Linked DNA regions of Homo sapiens: region 2 is linked to region 1. Evidence: chromatin contacts called from ENCODE Hi-C or POLR2A ChIA-PET data. All regions are on one chromosome and are shown on one strand. Each heading gives the region's core, a stretch centred on a gene start or an enhancer-like site at or near the end of the contact. The rest is flanking DNA. Distances are from core to core; before and after follow the strand shown. Region 1 holds the start of LRRC59-AS1 (LRRC59 antisense RNA 1). Region 2 has its middle 52 kb from the start of TOB1-AS1.

Region 1 (7,255 bases), core at 2,605-5,104:
AAGTAATGCCGACTCCTCAGGGCTCTGAGGATTGTGAGATGGTGCATGGAAAGCATCCAGGACAAGGAAAGAGTAATCAATGGTAGCTACTGTCAGCTTGCAGAACAGACATCACTCCTACAGCACCTAGTTTTCAAAAGAGGATTTCACTGATCACTTATACTGTTCTCATCTAAGGGAAAACTCTTGTCTTAGCTACTTGGTTAACTTTGTGCTTGATTTGTTGTAATAAGAGATGATACAGATGACAAGATTATATAAGAAGCCCTGAGCTAATGATAAGAAGTATCTTACTCTCTTACTCTCTACTTGAGACAGCAGAGACTCATCATTCACCCATGAATTCTAGTATTTAAAGTTAAGTCTTTTTTGTTCAACATGCACCTTAAACATAGCCAAGTTAGTCATCTGGTGCTCAGCTGAAGCAGCAGCAATCTGTTCCAAAGCTGGAGGGAAAAAGTGACTATAGTTGGAGTTATTAAGAGATAGGTGTAATGCTGTTCTTAATAGGTAGGGTACGGCACCTTCCAGGCTACTGACCACAGACAATAGTTGTCTTGCATGCTGCTTTCAGTTCCTCACTCCTATGTCAGATGACTCAACTGTAATCAAATACCAGGTCTGCCCAGGACGTGCCTGCTTACAGCTGTAACACCTTTATCATCGCTTTTATTATCAACATTCCTACGACTGTGCCTCAGAAAGGCCACAGCCCCTAACCCCCGGTACTATTAAAACAACTGTCCACACAGTGTCATGTTGCATCACGCAAGGTCCCGGCTCCTTAAGAGAGGAAGTACTGCAGTAGAGAAGGCAGTCTTGTTCTGCGACTTGCGAACTAAGTGCAGGCCAGGCATGGTGGCTCACGCCTATAATCCCAGCACTTTGGAAGGCCAAGGTGGGCGAATCATTTGAGGTCGGGAGTTGGAGACCAGCCTGGCCAACGTGGCGAAACACCATCTCCACTAAAAAATACAAAAATTAGCTGAGCATGGTAGCAGGCGTCTGTAATCTCAGCTACTCGGGAGGCTGAGGCAGGAGAATCGCTTGAACCTGGGAGGCGGAGGTTGGAGTGGGCCGAGATTGTGCCACTTGCACTCCAACCTGGGCAACAGAGCAACTCTGTCTCAAAACAAATAAAAAACAAAAAGATAAAGTAAATGCAGAAACAAAGGTCTCTGTTTGACAGGCTCATAGTGGACATATTTCACTCGGACCTGAATGCTTAACTCCACACAAAGCTCCAGGTGCCCTAGGAGGGAAAAACAGGAGGAGGAGAAATCCCAGGGAGTGTATAAGGAGCCACTGGGAGGGAGCTTGGTGCTTACCTTGTTTGCACACTGCTTACACTGCTTCTCATCCAAGCAGTCACCTGCCACCTTGGCCAGGACAGGATCCAGGGGGTTATCCTTCAGGTCCAACCACTTCAGGTTCTAAAGAGATGGGCGATGGGCAAAGAGGCTCATTAAGCCCGAGTTCACATACATAGTCCCTCAGGGTGAAACAAAATGAGCAGGAAGAATGCCCCTCTGTGTTCCACATATAGGGAGCGCCATCTGAGGCAGGACCAACAAGGGGGTATTTCTGTCAGCCTTTCTCAGGGCCGTGCTCCAGAGTCCCTGAGTTCTCTGCCACCCTGGCCATGAAACACTGGTTCATGAATTGTTACCTTGAGCTGAGCAAAGCTGACAGGCAAGGTGACCAGCTTGTTGTTGAGGAGATCCAGGTGCTGGAGGTTGACCAGACGGCCAAAGTCTGCTGGCAGCTGCTGCAGCTTGTTCTTACTCAGGTCTAGCTTCACCAGGTGTGTGAGGCCACAGAAATCCGACTAGGATCCAAAGAGAGAACCTAAGCTAGGCTTGTCCAACACACGAGCCACGACAGCTTTAAATGTGGCCCAATACAAATTTGTAACCTTTCTTAAAACATTACGAGATTTTTTTTCCTTTTTCAGCTCATCAGTGTATTTCATGTGTAGCCCAAGACAACTCTTCTTCTTCCAATGTGGCCCAGGGAAGCCACAAGATTGGAAACTCCTCATCTAAGCCTTGGGCTCACACACTTCGGTGTAACAGTCTGGAAGCCCTCAAGTCAGAGGTACCCCATGTAAAAATCCTGGCTCTACTGTTAGCAGCCGTTCTTCCTCAAATGAAAATGCAGAGAACACCTACCACACCTGGTGATAATTACCAAGATATGTATGGAAAAGGGCTTAGCACAAAGTAGGCACAAAACACTATTCCTTCACCCTCAGTTCTTGCTCCAGCCTACCCTCCACACTGCTCCTGGAGAGGTGTGGTTACCCATTCTGTCCTTCCACAGCACCCTATGCTCACCATTCATAGGATCTGTCAAAACAGCGTGCTCGTTCATTTTCTTAAAAAGATCAGGCACTCCTGGAGTACTCAGTCTGATTCTTGTTATTTGCAGCACCTAGCACAGTACTTAACACAGGTGCTCAACAGACATTCTGTGAATAACTAACTGAACGGGCTGGGGTCCATCCTACCCAAGTCCTGGCTCTTTCTCAACACAGGTCAAAACATCCCCCTGACATTAAACCTTTGCTAAGCACCCATCTGAAAGCGATGGTACAACCTCAGCTAATGAGGCACTATTCATGCTCTCTAGGGACTTGGAAATGCCAGTGGATCTGAAATGCAGAGTGAAATGGAAGTTGTCAGTACAGACAACAGAACAAGCTCAGATCGAAAAGTGCACTTGGCTGAATGACCATCTGGCAAAGTGTACAGAAGGAGTGCGGCTGCAAGGAATTGCTAACCTGCTTTTATTTTTAATTTTTTAGAGGCGGGATCTTGCTATGTTGTCCAGGCTGCTCTCAAACTCCTGGGCTAAGTGATTCTCCCACCTCAGCCTCCTGAGTTACTGGGATTATAGGCATGAACCACAGCTCCCAACATATTCTTCTTTTATTCAACACAAAATACTTTCTGGAAGAAGTGAGATCTCGATGCTTTTTGAATGTTAGAAACAGTTTTTGATGAGCTGTGACAAGGTACTGTGGACGATGAGCAAGGCCTAGGAGAATACTGAGAGGTGAGTGGACTAATAATCCAATGAGGACATTGCCAACTTCTGAATTCGACCTCTGAGCCACAGCCAGGGCCAAATAGGAAGTCACCCTGGAGTACAGCAAGGAGTGGCACGGCTAGAGTGATGGGTGGAAGTGGCAATAGCACACTTAGGCCTGACGGTGCAGGAGCACTACTATGTCAGAGAGGCTGAGGGGCTGAATGAATCCACTGTCTACACAGGTGGAGTGGAAGGAAAACTAGCAGACGTTGTGCAAGAAAAATAAAAAGGATTTGATCATGGATTGAATGTGCTGACCACATTGAGCAAATCTCAACTAATTCAAGTCCTTTGGGAGAATAATGATAAGGTAGCCCATAAAATCACCTTCTTTCTTGCTCCCCATCAAAAGATGCACAAGGAAGCTGTTCACAGCTTTCTCCCTGGAACGCAGAGCAACTTACAAAATGGTCTCTAGCATCCTCTATGCAGTAGGGAGGTAAACTATTTTTCAGAGGAATAAAATAATGTAGAAAAAAGATGAGCCCAGTAAGTTACTCAGCACCCTGTTGAGTTTAGTTTTCTGTGGACTGACTTTACCACTGTTCTGAAGAATGAGGCCTCCATCTCAATTCCTTTCCCACTGAGACCAACCACTCCATTCCACTGTGCCTCCCCTACACACTCAGATTTAGCTATAGCCTGCCTGTAGGCCTATCCTGAAATTACACCTTATGACACCCTCCCACCCCCCTCTCAACCCCCGAAACAGGAAGGAGATGCATCCAAGGCACCAGAAGGAGTCACGGCTGCATGCCAATCTTACCGGTAGAGTAGTCAGTTTATTACAAGACAGATCCAGGATGGTGGCCTTTGGAAGGGCAGCCTAGGTAAAAGAGGATGAGAAAAACATGTCAGACCAACATCTGGAACAATTCACTGACATATGTTAATGAAGCATTTTCCAGAGAATGTTCCCATGATTAGGAAAGGCCTTTTAAAATGGCAGTAAAGAGTAATGTTCCTGGGAATAAGAGGAAAAATAAGCCAGTCAACCATGATCTAAGGAAGAATGCAAAGAGAAGGGATGTGGCTGTACAACCTCCAAGAAGGTAAACCTTAGGCGAGGCACAGGGACTCACACCTGTAGTCTCATAGTCTCAGCTACTCAGAAAGCTGAGACAGGAGGATCGCTTGAGCCCAGGAGTTCAGGAGTTTGAGGCCGGCCTGCACAACACAGTGAGACCCCATCTCAAAAAAAAAAAAAAAGAAAGGAAGGCAGGCAGGCAGGCAGGCAAGCAAAATTTAGATTCTTAGACATTATTCCTAGCACTTTAAAAATAAATATTACCCAGCGTCCCTCTTATTAGGTTTCAGGGCAGGGACAGTGTCTAATAAAGCTTTGCAATTTCCATATTCCCCAGTTCAGGCCCTTCCTCAGAACAGGTACTCAATATCCATACATGTTGCCTGAATCATGACTGATCGAGTAAGTAGCGGAGTGAATGACAGAGTGAAAAAACAAGGCCCTGCCGGGTGCGGTGGCTCACGCCTGTAATCCCACCACTTTGGGAGGCTGAGGCAGGCAATCACCTGAAGTCAGGAGTTCGAGACCAGCCTGACCAACACGGAGAAACCCTGTCTCTACTAAAAATAGAAAATTAGCCAGGCATGGTGGCACACGCTTGTAATCCCAGCTACTCGGGAGGCTGAGGCAGGAGAATCGCTTGAACCCGGGAGGCAGAGGTTTCAGTGAGCCGAGATCACTCCTGGGCAACAACAGCAAAACTCCATCATCCAAAAAAAAAAAAGGCCCTCACAGCCCATCTCTATTTTCCCATGGTGTCCAGGCTGGACAAGCTCAGCAAAACTTTCTCCCTAAGGTTAATGCTGGACTGTTCAGATGCCTGGAGTATATGGTTTCAGAGAGCAGTCCTAGGGCAGGGTGAAATAAGGCTGGCCATCTATCTTCCTGGGGTAGAAAAGGAGGCATATATTCAGTTAAGGATCCTCTGGCAACCTGCACTTTCTGTCACAAAGTCGTAAAAGTGAAGTTTGACCACCTAAAAAAGTTTTAAATACTACAGCGGGAAAAACACAACAACAGCTACAAGTATCAGTATTTGCTCCTTCCAAGCATTTTCCATTACAATGGTATTTAACCTCCCAATAAGCGTATGAGATGGAAACTATTATCACCATTGTATAGATGAGGAGATCTAGGCATAAAGGCTAACTAGCTTGCCAAGGGCACTCGGCTATTAAGCAATGGAGCTGGGAGGAGCTAGGAACCCGGTTCTAACCACTGTAATACCCGTCCACGGTGGAAGAAAGACTGGGCCCAGCGCCCAAGGCAAATGTAATTTATCAACGGCAGAAAGCAAAGTGTGGGTCACCCAAAGTGAGTCTAGTAGGGCGTTGGCGCGGGTGGGAGGGGGAACGGAGTGGGAAAAGGAGGGATGTGGGAACTAGCTCCACGCTGACAAAACTAGATGCCTGCTATCTCTCTGGAGCTGTAAGCTTCAGTTTACAGGGGAAAGGTTGGGGGAGAGAGGGGCGAAAGGGACTCCCGCCAGTTTCAGCGGAATTCAGATGACAGTTTACCAGCCAAGCTGGGGGGAGACTTTACTTTCTTCGAGTTAGGCTGCCTCAGGGCTCGGGCAGCCAGCTGGAATTGCCAGCTTCCTAGAAGAGCCAGGTTCTGGGCCACACCCAGGTCTACCAGGAGGCCTACTCCCCTGGAACAAGTCACTCATTCATTCTCGAATACATCCAGTAACTGCTCCGTGTGCTCCTACTCAGAGTCGGGCACGGAGGTGGGCGCTGTGAAAGCCCCGCAAAGGTGACAGATTCGCTTCTTAGCCTGTAAAAAGCCTAGGGCCAGAGAAGCAGATCTTCCCTATGTTCTGGAACTGCGCCAAAGTGACACGTGTACATCCCGGGAAGAACCTTGGGCTGGACGCGGCCTCCTAGGGGACTTAGTCCCACCACCCCGCTTCTTTTTAAAGAAAAGGAAACTGATGCTTTTAGAGAAGAGGAAAGTAAGTGGCCCACGTAGGGGCCAGCGCCCGGCGAAGGTGGGCGCCTGGGCCTCGCGGGACGATACTGACCAGCTCCTTCACCGGGACCTCATTCAGGTCGCTGAGGCTCAGGTCCAGTTCGTTGCCGTCCAGCTTGTCGCGGAGGTTCCCGCCCTTGCTACCGGCCTTGGTCATGGTAACGCCGGCTGAGCGGGCCCCGGCTCCGGGGTTCCGGCGGGTGAAAGGAGCTGAAATGTCGCTTGTCAGTTCAGCGGCCCCCCACCCAAACGACGACGCCTGAGCCCTCCGTCGCCGCCGATGCGAGACCGCCTCCGCCCGCTGGCCGCACTCCGAGCCTCGCGCCTAGCTCCCACCGGTGCCGCGACGACGACCACTTCCGTGTCCACGTCACCTTCCGCGACCACTGAGATGGGCTGGGCCAGAGCGGCCCGAGCGTGTGCGGGCACGCCCCCTGGTGCCCAGGGTGATGCACTGCACGTCGCCGCCGCCGGAGGGGTGGGGTTGGAGGCTGCGAGCTCGGTTCACGTTCACCCGTGGCCCGCGGGCATTATTGCTGGCAGTGCCACGAGGCGAAAGGGCACGGACTGGGCGCCAGAAGACTGGGTTGACATCCAATACTGACCTCATCAGATCACCCCAATCCCCCTGATTAGGAGCAGAAGCTGGGTGTCCTCTAAAACTGCTCCCTGTCCTCTACTTAACCCCCGAATAACCATCATGGGGAAAACTCTTCTTCCTGAATTTCTCCTCTCTCCTCCCCACTCACTGCCTCAGTGCTTGTCTCTGTCCTTCCATCCACTTTCACCCAGCTCCCCGGTGATCTTTCTAAAAATCTGGCCAAGTCTCTCCCCTACGTAAAACCCTTCAAACTTGCAGCTACCTCTAGGATACGGACCACTTTCCTTTGGAAGCTGGGTCCTGCCTGCTTTCGCAGCTTCCTCACACGCTCCAGTCCCTGCCTGGCCTAGATGCTGTGTAGATTTCCAGGAGGTGGCTCCCACGTCTGGCCCTCCCCAGCGATGGCCCTCCCTCCCCCCCACTCACCTCTGTCTAGCTAATTCCTTAGTCCTTCAGGAAATCTCCCCTGAACACCGTGAATGCCAGACTGAGTTAGCGCCCCCCCCAACCAACTTAGGTCCCTGTTTGCTACTTTATCATCAGAGACAGTAGAGCTTGATGGC
Region 2 (7,255 bases), core at 3,210-5,709, 520 kb after region 1:
CCGCATCCAGCCAGGCATAGAATATTTTTAAACGGTCAAGTAAAATGTAACTTTCCCTCCCCACAACACACTTGGTAATCCCTAAGACCCCCCACCGCCCCGACCATCTCCCTGCTCTGGTAGTTCAGGAATGTAGGCGCTCAATTGACCAAGGGTCAGGAGTTCTGAGGAAGCAGACAGCAGCTGAGCATTTATTCAATAAGTATCAACTCTACCTTTGGGGTATCAGGTATGTGGGGGTCCCAGAGAATTGAGACCCAACCCTGGTTCAAGAGGAGCCTGAGATGGGTGAGACCTTTCATGGTTAACCTGGCCTCAGGGATGGCTGTGAGGGGCCGAGGGAGGAGGAGGGATCTGCACCTCTCTGGCTCCCATGCCCCCAGCCTGCGGTCTCTGGGTGGAGGGAGGCCCCTCCTCTCCATCACTCACTGCTCTTTCCTCTCCTATCGCAGCTTGACTCTCCAATGCACTGCGGATTGCCTTGGGCCCCTCTGGTCGAGTTTTGGGGGGCTCAGCTCACCCCTCTGAATGTGTGTGTGTTCTCCCCTGGGCCCCATTGCTGGTTCCTCCCAGTCACCGTTTCCCCCACATCCACTGATGAGGCCCCAAGCTCAGAAAGTTCAGGAGACCTGCCAGGGTCACCCTTCTGGGCTGGGCATGGCAGGAGGAGGGTTGTGGGAGGGCAGCTATGTACCAAGTCCAGCGAGGTTATTTCACCCCAGCAAACAGGTCCTGCTGGTTTGCCATTTGGAGAGAGTTTGGCCCCAGTTCCCATGGACTGGTTAAATGGTAACTTGTCTTCAGTTGTTTGTGGAAATGTGACAGGGCACAGGCCACCAGCTAGGCCGGAAAAGCCGTGTGAGGCCCAGCTAGCTCTGGGCATTGGACTGCAAGCCATGCTTCCCTCCCCTCCCCTCCCCTCCCCTCTCCTCTCCTCTCCTCTCTTTTGAGACAGAGTCTCACTCTGTCACCCAGGCTGGAGTGCAGTGTCGCGATCCTGGCCCACCACAACTTCTGCCTCCCAGGTTCAAGCAATTCTCCTGCCTCAGCCTCTTGAGTAGCTGGGATTACAGGCGCCCACCACCACGCCCAGCTAATTTTGTATTTTTAGTAGAAACAGGGATTTACCATGTTGGCCAGGCTGGTCTCAAACTCCTGACCTCAAGAGATCCACCCGCCTCAGCCTCCCAAAGTGTTGGGATTACAGGCATGAGCCACTGTGCCTGGCTTTTTTCTTTCTTTCTTTTTCTTTTCTTTTCTTTCTTCCTTTTTGTCCCCCACAAGGTTTCACCCTGTTGCCCAGGCTGGAGTACAGTGGCATGATTACGGCTCACTATAACCTTGAACTCCCAGGCTCAGGTGATCCTCCAGCCTCAGCCTCAGCCTCCCAAGTACCAGAAGTACTAGGACTACAGACACATGCCACGCCTGGCTAATTTTTTTTTTTTTTTTTTTTTGAGACTGGGTCTGGCTATGCTGCCCAGGCTAAGCAATACTTATTTTCCTTATTTTTATTCTAATAAGATTCCAGAATCTTCCCCTTTCACATGTCTTCCTAGCCAGATGAGTAAGAGCAAGGAGGAGTGGTGATGTTAATAACAGAGTGACACAGCCTTTGAGGGCCTTTCATTGGCAGATTTCTTAACCAAGAGCAGCTGTGCCCATTTTACAGGAGGAAAAACTGAGACAAAGAGGAGTGAGGTCACTATGAGTCACTGGCCTTTCTGGCCTAACTCAGACTAGGCTCAATATGGCTGAGCCAAAGAGACAGAGCAGGCTGGGGGTGGGGATGGAAAGAAACTCTGGTTCTTCAAAGAGAGTTGACTGTCCTTGCTGGCCTTAGACATCACCCCTTCCCTTTATTCAGTGCCTGCCTGATTAGAGCTGGACATACAGGATCTCATCTGCTCCCACAACCACCATCTAAAATAGGCAGAGCAGGTTTTACTTGCCCTGTGTTAGTTACAGACAAGGAAACAGAGTTACAGACAAGGAAACAGAGTCAGCAAGATTAGGAGCCTTGTCCAGTTCCACAGCTGGTCAGGCCCAGGGAGACCAGGCCGCTGGACACCAGCTCAAGATGCAAGCTTATCTGCGATTCCCAAGCTTATACCAGGCCTGACTCTGTTTCCAGCGAAAGAACCCCAGGACATAATGTTTCTGAGCTGAGTGTTAGATGGATCAGGGGCTAAGGATTTGGGAGGACCTTTCTTGAAATTAACAGCTGCTTCGAGAGTGAGGCTTCCGACCCGCCCTTTCTTTATTTCCTCTGGGCCTGGTTTGGCAGACCTCCACCCCCAGCCCACAATCCCAGATGGACAGAGGTAGTTCTCTCCAGCTTTTGGAGACCTCGGGGAGGAAGAAGCCTCGCTCACCCGCTCCTAGACAGTGTGTGTGAGCCCTCAGGCACCCAGGGTGGGCAATGCTTCCCAGGCAGAGAGGGCGTGCAATGCAAGTGAGGTGTCCATTAGACAGACCCAGGGCACTCCAAGCCCCATAGAGTGACTCACTTTCTTTCTTGGCACCCCCAAACGACTCTACCTTCCTCAGCAGGTCTTGTGAAGGTGCAGTGACACAATGTGCATGAAAGAGGCTCGAGCAGGACCTGATGCACAGTAGGTGCTCAACAGCTCCGCCCCGCCCCGCCCTGGCCCCCCGCCACAGCTTCCTGTGCCCCTGTGCTGTGATTTCAGCCTCAGAGGAATGGAAGACCCCAGGATTTCCCCAGGAGGGAGTCTGGCATCCTCGCCATCGTGGTTGGCTCCTGTGCTCACCCATCGAGGCCACTCAATGCTGCGCTGGGGTGGGAGATTCTTTATTGAGGAATCTGCAGAGGTCAGGGGAAGGCAGGAGCCAGGGCCACAGGGGAGGCCGGCCAAGGACAGCTGCCCACAGCAGGCCACAGCTGGGGCCCTCCCCACACTGCATGCTGGCTTGTTTTTCATGCAAAACCATGTTATGTAAATCAGTGCTGGGTTGAGCACACTCAAGTCAGAGTCACGAATTGGGTCCCCCACCGCCCATCCAGGGTGTCTGAAGGCCTAGGCCAGCATGCCCATTATTCAGCCAGAGCAGGTGGCCGAGCCAGCTGGGCTCGTCCCCAAATACTTTCAGGGAGGGACGCTAGGCCTAGGACCCGGGGTCTACAGCCCTGAGGGGAGGGGGCAGAGGATGCAGCCTTGGAAAGCCCAGTACCTGGTGAGTAGGGAAGTGTCCTCCCAGGTGGTTCCAACCTTTAACCCAATTCCTCTGTCTTGGAGGCAAAGGGAAAGGACGTGGCTGATCCCCGCAGAGCCCAAGGCCAGCCACCATCCTTTCATGGAGCCAGGCAGCTTCGAGAAGCCACTGAGGCTCCTTGTGCTCCTTGTGTGGGCACAAAGTGTGGGCTTCTGGAGGGGGTCCTTGGACCTCTATCTCAGCAGGGACATTCCTCCTCCCCCCGCCTTCCAGACCTCCTGCTCCAGATGCCTGGCTTCTCCAGGGCACCCCGATGGGTGGCTCTGCCACCCCAGGACACTGGACTGGGGCCACCCTTACAGAACCGGTTCGAAGCCAAACAATGGCACGTCACAGTCCAGCTGAGCCGGAGGCCTCAGCAGGGTAAGTACAAGTGAGGCTGTGGCCAAGAGGGGCATAGGTGCCAGGGACTCAGAGGCGGGCGCGCGCAAGTGCCAGCAAGCCCTCACTGCCTAACATGGCAGCCCCATGGCTTCCTCTCTTCCCCGTGACCTGACTGCAGCTTTGAGGACAGCACTTGCCCTCCCCTCCCAGGCAGCGGGCCCCTTCCCTGGCCCCAGAGGTGAAGGAGGGCGACTTCCCCAGGGAGAGGAAGCAGAATGACGGCCTGCAGCTTTCCTGCCGCGGGAGGGGAACTTCAGGTCAGAATGGCCGTCTCAACCTCATGGAAGCCTCCCTCTGGACTGACGAGTGACCGCTGTTGTGGTGGGAGGTCCACCTTCCCGCAAAGGGAGCCAAGAGCCCAGAGGGGTCACTTGGGCCCAGGGAGGGTGGGACACAGACGTCTGGGTGGAAGTTGGACAAAGTCTGGCAGAATGGGGCACCAGGGCACAGTAAGACCCTGGCTGGGACACTGAGTGGGGACAGTCCCCAGCAATTCCCTTGGAGATAAAGAGCCTGCGGCAGGTCCCAGATCCTGACAGAGGACAGACAGGAGGGGACAAGCTGGTGGTGGGGGTGAGCTGGCTAGGCAGAAAGCTCTGTGGACACCTGAGGCCTCCTCCTGGAATTGCCCCAAGCCATGTGGCTAAGGCCTAGGGAGACCCTCACCATGTGGGGTGGGGTGGGGTGGGGGCCCCTAGCCAAAGCTGGGAAAAGGCAGAGCCTTCAGAGAGCCTCCTAGGGACAGCAGCAGAGAGGAAGCCTTCGAGGCCTTTCCAAGCTCCCCGCTGCCCGGCTCTCCTCCTGCCCAGCACACCGTGGGTGGACTCCAACCTACAGCTTCACTGATCTCAGAAGGTCCCACCCTCTCCCGCCTTGTGCTTCTGACTGTTTATTTCCTGCAGAGGAGTCAGTGTTACTGCCACTGAGAACAGAGATGGCTCCACCCAGAGGGCCCACCCTTGGGGCACAGGGGACCCTTGCCCATACCCCCTGCACCCTGGCTCCATCCTAATGCAGGGATATGAGCTTGGGCCTGTGTCACAGCTGCTTCCTGGGCCTCTGAATCCTCATCCTTGAGCTGAGGGTGTGAGACCGGAAAATCCAAGCCACCATCCAGCCCCAATGTCTCCCCATCCCATGACTCTCTTCCCCAAATAACACATCTCCCCAAATACCTCTCCTCCTCCCCAGTGAGAGGAGGCGCAGGGGAGGTTGTTGGATAACTGTGCCTTCTCCTCCCCGAATCCCAGCCTCTCCTTCTGGATCCCACACCCAGGGGCCCAGCAGTCACGGGGCTCAGGGTGCTCCCCAGCCTTTACAGTTTACCCATCCCTGCACAGTAGCCATGATTTCATTTCCTCCTCACTGCAAGGTAAAGATCATTAGTTCTCTTTTATAGGTGAAGAGACTTAGACTCAGACAGACCCTGTGTCTTGCTCAAAGTCACCTGGCCAGTCAGGGGTAGGGCTGGGTTTCGAACCCAGGGGCAGGCCCTCTCCGCCCCCCGGCATCGGTGCAGAGCCCTGGGTCGCCCTCCTCCAAGGTCGTTGTGGTGTGAACAGCCAGGCGCCTTCATGCAGGGCCTGACTGCAGCCGCCAGAGCCTGGTGATGTCAGCATTGCCATGGAAACCCTTCCCCGGGCGTCGGGCAGGACCAGCCTCCCCAGCGCAGTTTCCCTTTGTGTGGACTTTGCAATGCGTTGCCAAGGCAGTGGGGCCTGCTGGGCGGGTTGGCATGGGGTGGGGAAGGCAGACAAAAACCCACACTGCAACTGGCAGCTCACAACAGGGCCCACGGTGCTTGTGGGAGGGAGGGGCTGCAGGCTGGTGGCCTAAGGCGTGAGAGTCGGTGGGCAGGGGGTTACCCACACACCTGCTTAGGACCCCCATCTGGCAACAGCCTTTTGGCGTCTTTGGTGCTATTTTGGGGTCCTGCTGCCTAAGAATCACCTGGGCCTGGGTGTTGTGAAAAAGGCAGACCTGCTGGGCCGGGGTGGAGAGGAGTCAGCAGTTTAAACAAACCCCCAAGGCAATTCGCGTATGCCACCAATTCCGAGGACACCTTCAGGGAAGAATAACATTTATTGAGCACCTAGCTATGCCAGGCAGGCCCTTCTGCCTATTTTCTTTCTTTCTTTCTTTCTTTTTTTTTCCGACAGAGTCTCACTCTGTTCCCCAGGCTGGAGTGCAGAAGCGCGATCTCAGCTCACTGCAACCTCTGCCTCCCGGGTTCAAGCAATTCTCCTGCCTCAGCCTCCCGAGTAGCTGGGACTACAGGTGTGTGCCACCATGCCTGGCTAATTTTTGTATTTTTAGTAGAGACAGGGTTTCACCATGTTGGCCAGGCTGGTCTCTAACTCCTGACCTCAAATGATCCGCCTGCCTCAGCCTCCCAAAGTGCTGGGATTACAGGCGTGAGCCACTGCACCCAGCCCCCTTCTGCTTATTTGCTCTTGCATTATAATCCTCACAGCAACCTTGAGTGGGAGAAGGGGACAGAAGAAAATTTTTTGTGTGGTTTTTTAAAAAAATCCTCATTTCCCAGAGGAAGACGCTGAAACTCAGAGAGGTTAAATCTCTGCTTGCCCACGGTCACTCGGCATAGATGTGGCTGAGTCCAGATTCTAACGCTGTAGCCTCCTCGCCATCCAAGCTGGGCCTGTGGCCTGGCAGTGTTCGCTTCCTCCTCTTGCTGGTTTTCCAGGAAGAATCCTAAAGTACCTTTGCAGAGTGGGCCAGCTCTGTCCGAAGCCTCCCACGAGCTCCCGGATCTAAGAGGGGATTGAGCCAAGCGAGAATCTCCAAGCCCAGGCCCCTCCCCAAACTGGCTGCCTGCAGAGGCTTAGAAAGCCTGCCCAGCCTAGTAAGGAAAACCAATGCCCTGGCCAAAGTCTCTCCTGTCCTCCAGCCACCTCGGCCCTCCAGCCACACCCTCCTCTGTCCTGCAGGCTGCCCTGGCCTCCGTGCTCCCTGAAAGAGCTCCTGAAGCCTCTGCTTCCTCCCCTCGCCCAGGGATAGGTGGTCTCTGACCCAGTCCACGGAGATGCCCCCTTCTTGGAAGTTTCCGGGAAGAGAAATTCGGTCGCCTTTGCTGGCGATGTTGCAGAGCCTCCTCTTACAACCGACAGCCTTCCTGTGTCCGTCCTCCACACTTCTGCTTTCTCTGAAGCCTGATTCCTTAAGAACTGTCTCTCTCTTTCTTTCTTTCTTTTCTTTTCTTTTTTTTGAGTCTTGCTCTGTTGCCCAGCCTGAAGCCCAGTGGCACAATCTCTGCTCACTGCAACCTCTGCCTCCCAGGTTCAAGTGATTCTCCTGCCTCGGCCTCCCTAGTAGTTGGGGTTGCAGGTGTGCACAACCACACTCAGATAGATAGTTTTTGTATTTTTAGTTCAGACAGGGTTTCACCATGTTGGCCAGGCTCGTCTCAAATTCCTGACCTCAGGTGATCTGCCTGCCTCAGCCTCCCAAAGTGCTGGGATTACAGGTGTGAGCCACTGCGCTTGGCCTCTCTCTTTCTTAACAACCTCTCTGAGGGCTCAAGGGGAAGGAACCCTACCCTTCAGCCCCGGGGCCCTATTTTGCCCGCTGACTCTGAAGCTGAGACTCTGCCTGATGCCACAGCCCCAGGATCCAG

The links. A loop is a pair of places that touch in the nucleus more often than their neighbours do. ChIA-PET counts read pairs that join two places held with the same protein, here RNA polymerase II (POLR2A). Pooled maps may share reads with other maps.
Region 2: a loop to region 1 is called in a pooled map of posterior vena cava, with 6 times the contacts of the local background. The contact joins the enhancer-like site here to the promoter of LRRC59-AS1 in region 1. A Hi-C loop is called at or near these places in 1 of 50 pooled maps. POLR2A ChIA-PET finds 5 or more read pairs at or near these places in 2 of 52 experiments (Caco-2 and activated naive CD8-positive, alpha-beta T cell).

What each region holds. Positions count from the first base shown.
Region 1 is chr17:50,391,070-50,398,324 of GRCh38, forward strand. LRRC59-AS1 (LRRC59 antisense RNA 1) reads left to right here and starts at 3,855. Exons shown (of 2, transcript NR_199069.1): 1 at 3,855-3,923; 2 at 6,147-7,255. It overlaps LRRC59 (leucine rich repeat containing 59), which reads right to left and starts at 6,454. Exons shown (of 7, transcript NM_018509.4): 1 at 6,144-6,454; 2 at 3,860-3,919; 3 at 1,670-1,828; 4 at 1,329-1,433. The coding sequence starts at 6,248. RefSeq lists a silencer at 6,431-6,500.
Region 2 is chr17:50,914,597-50,921,851 of GRCh38, forward strand. No RefSeq gene overlaps it. Among named protein-coding and RNA genes, the nearest start is that of TOB1-AS1, 52 kb to the left of the region's middle. RefSeq lists enhancers at 1,616-1,745, 3,140-4,059, 3,317-3,486 and a silencer at 2,634-2,693. Within about 2 kb of position 4,460, at least 26 of the 41 ENCODE cell types and tissues checked have a DNase peak (open chromatin) inside an H3K27ac peak, as active enhancers do.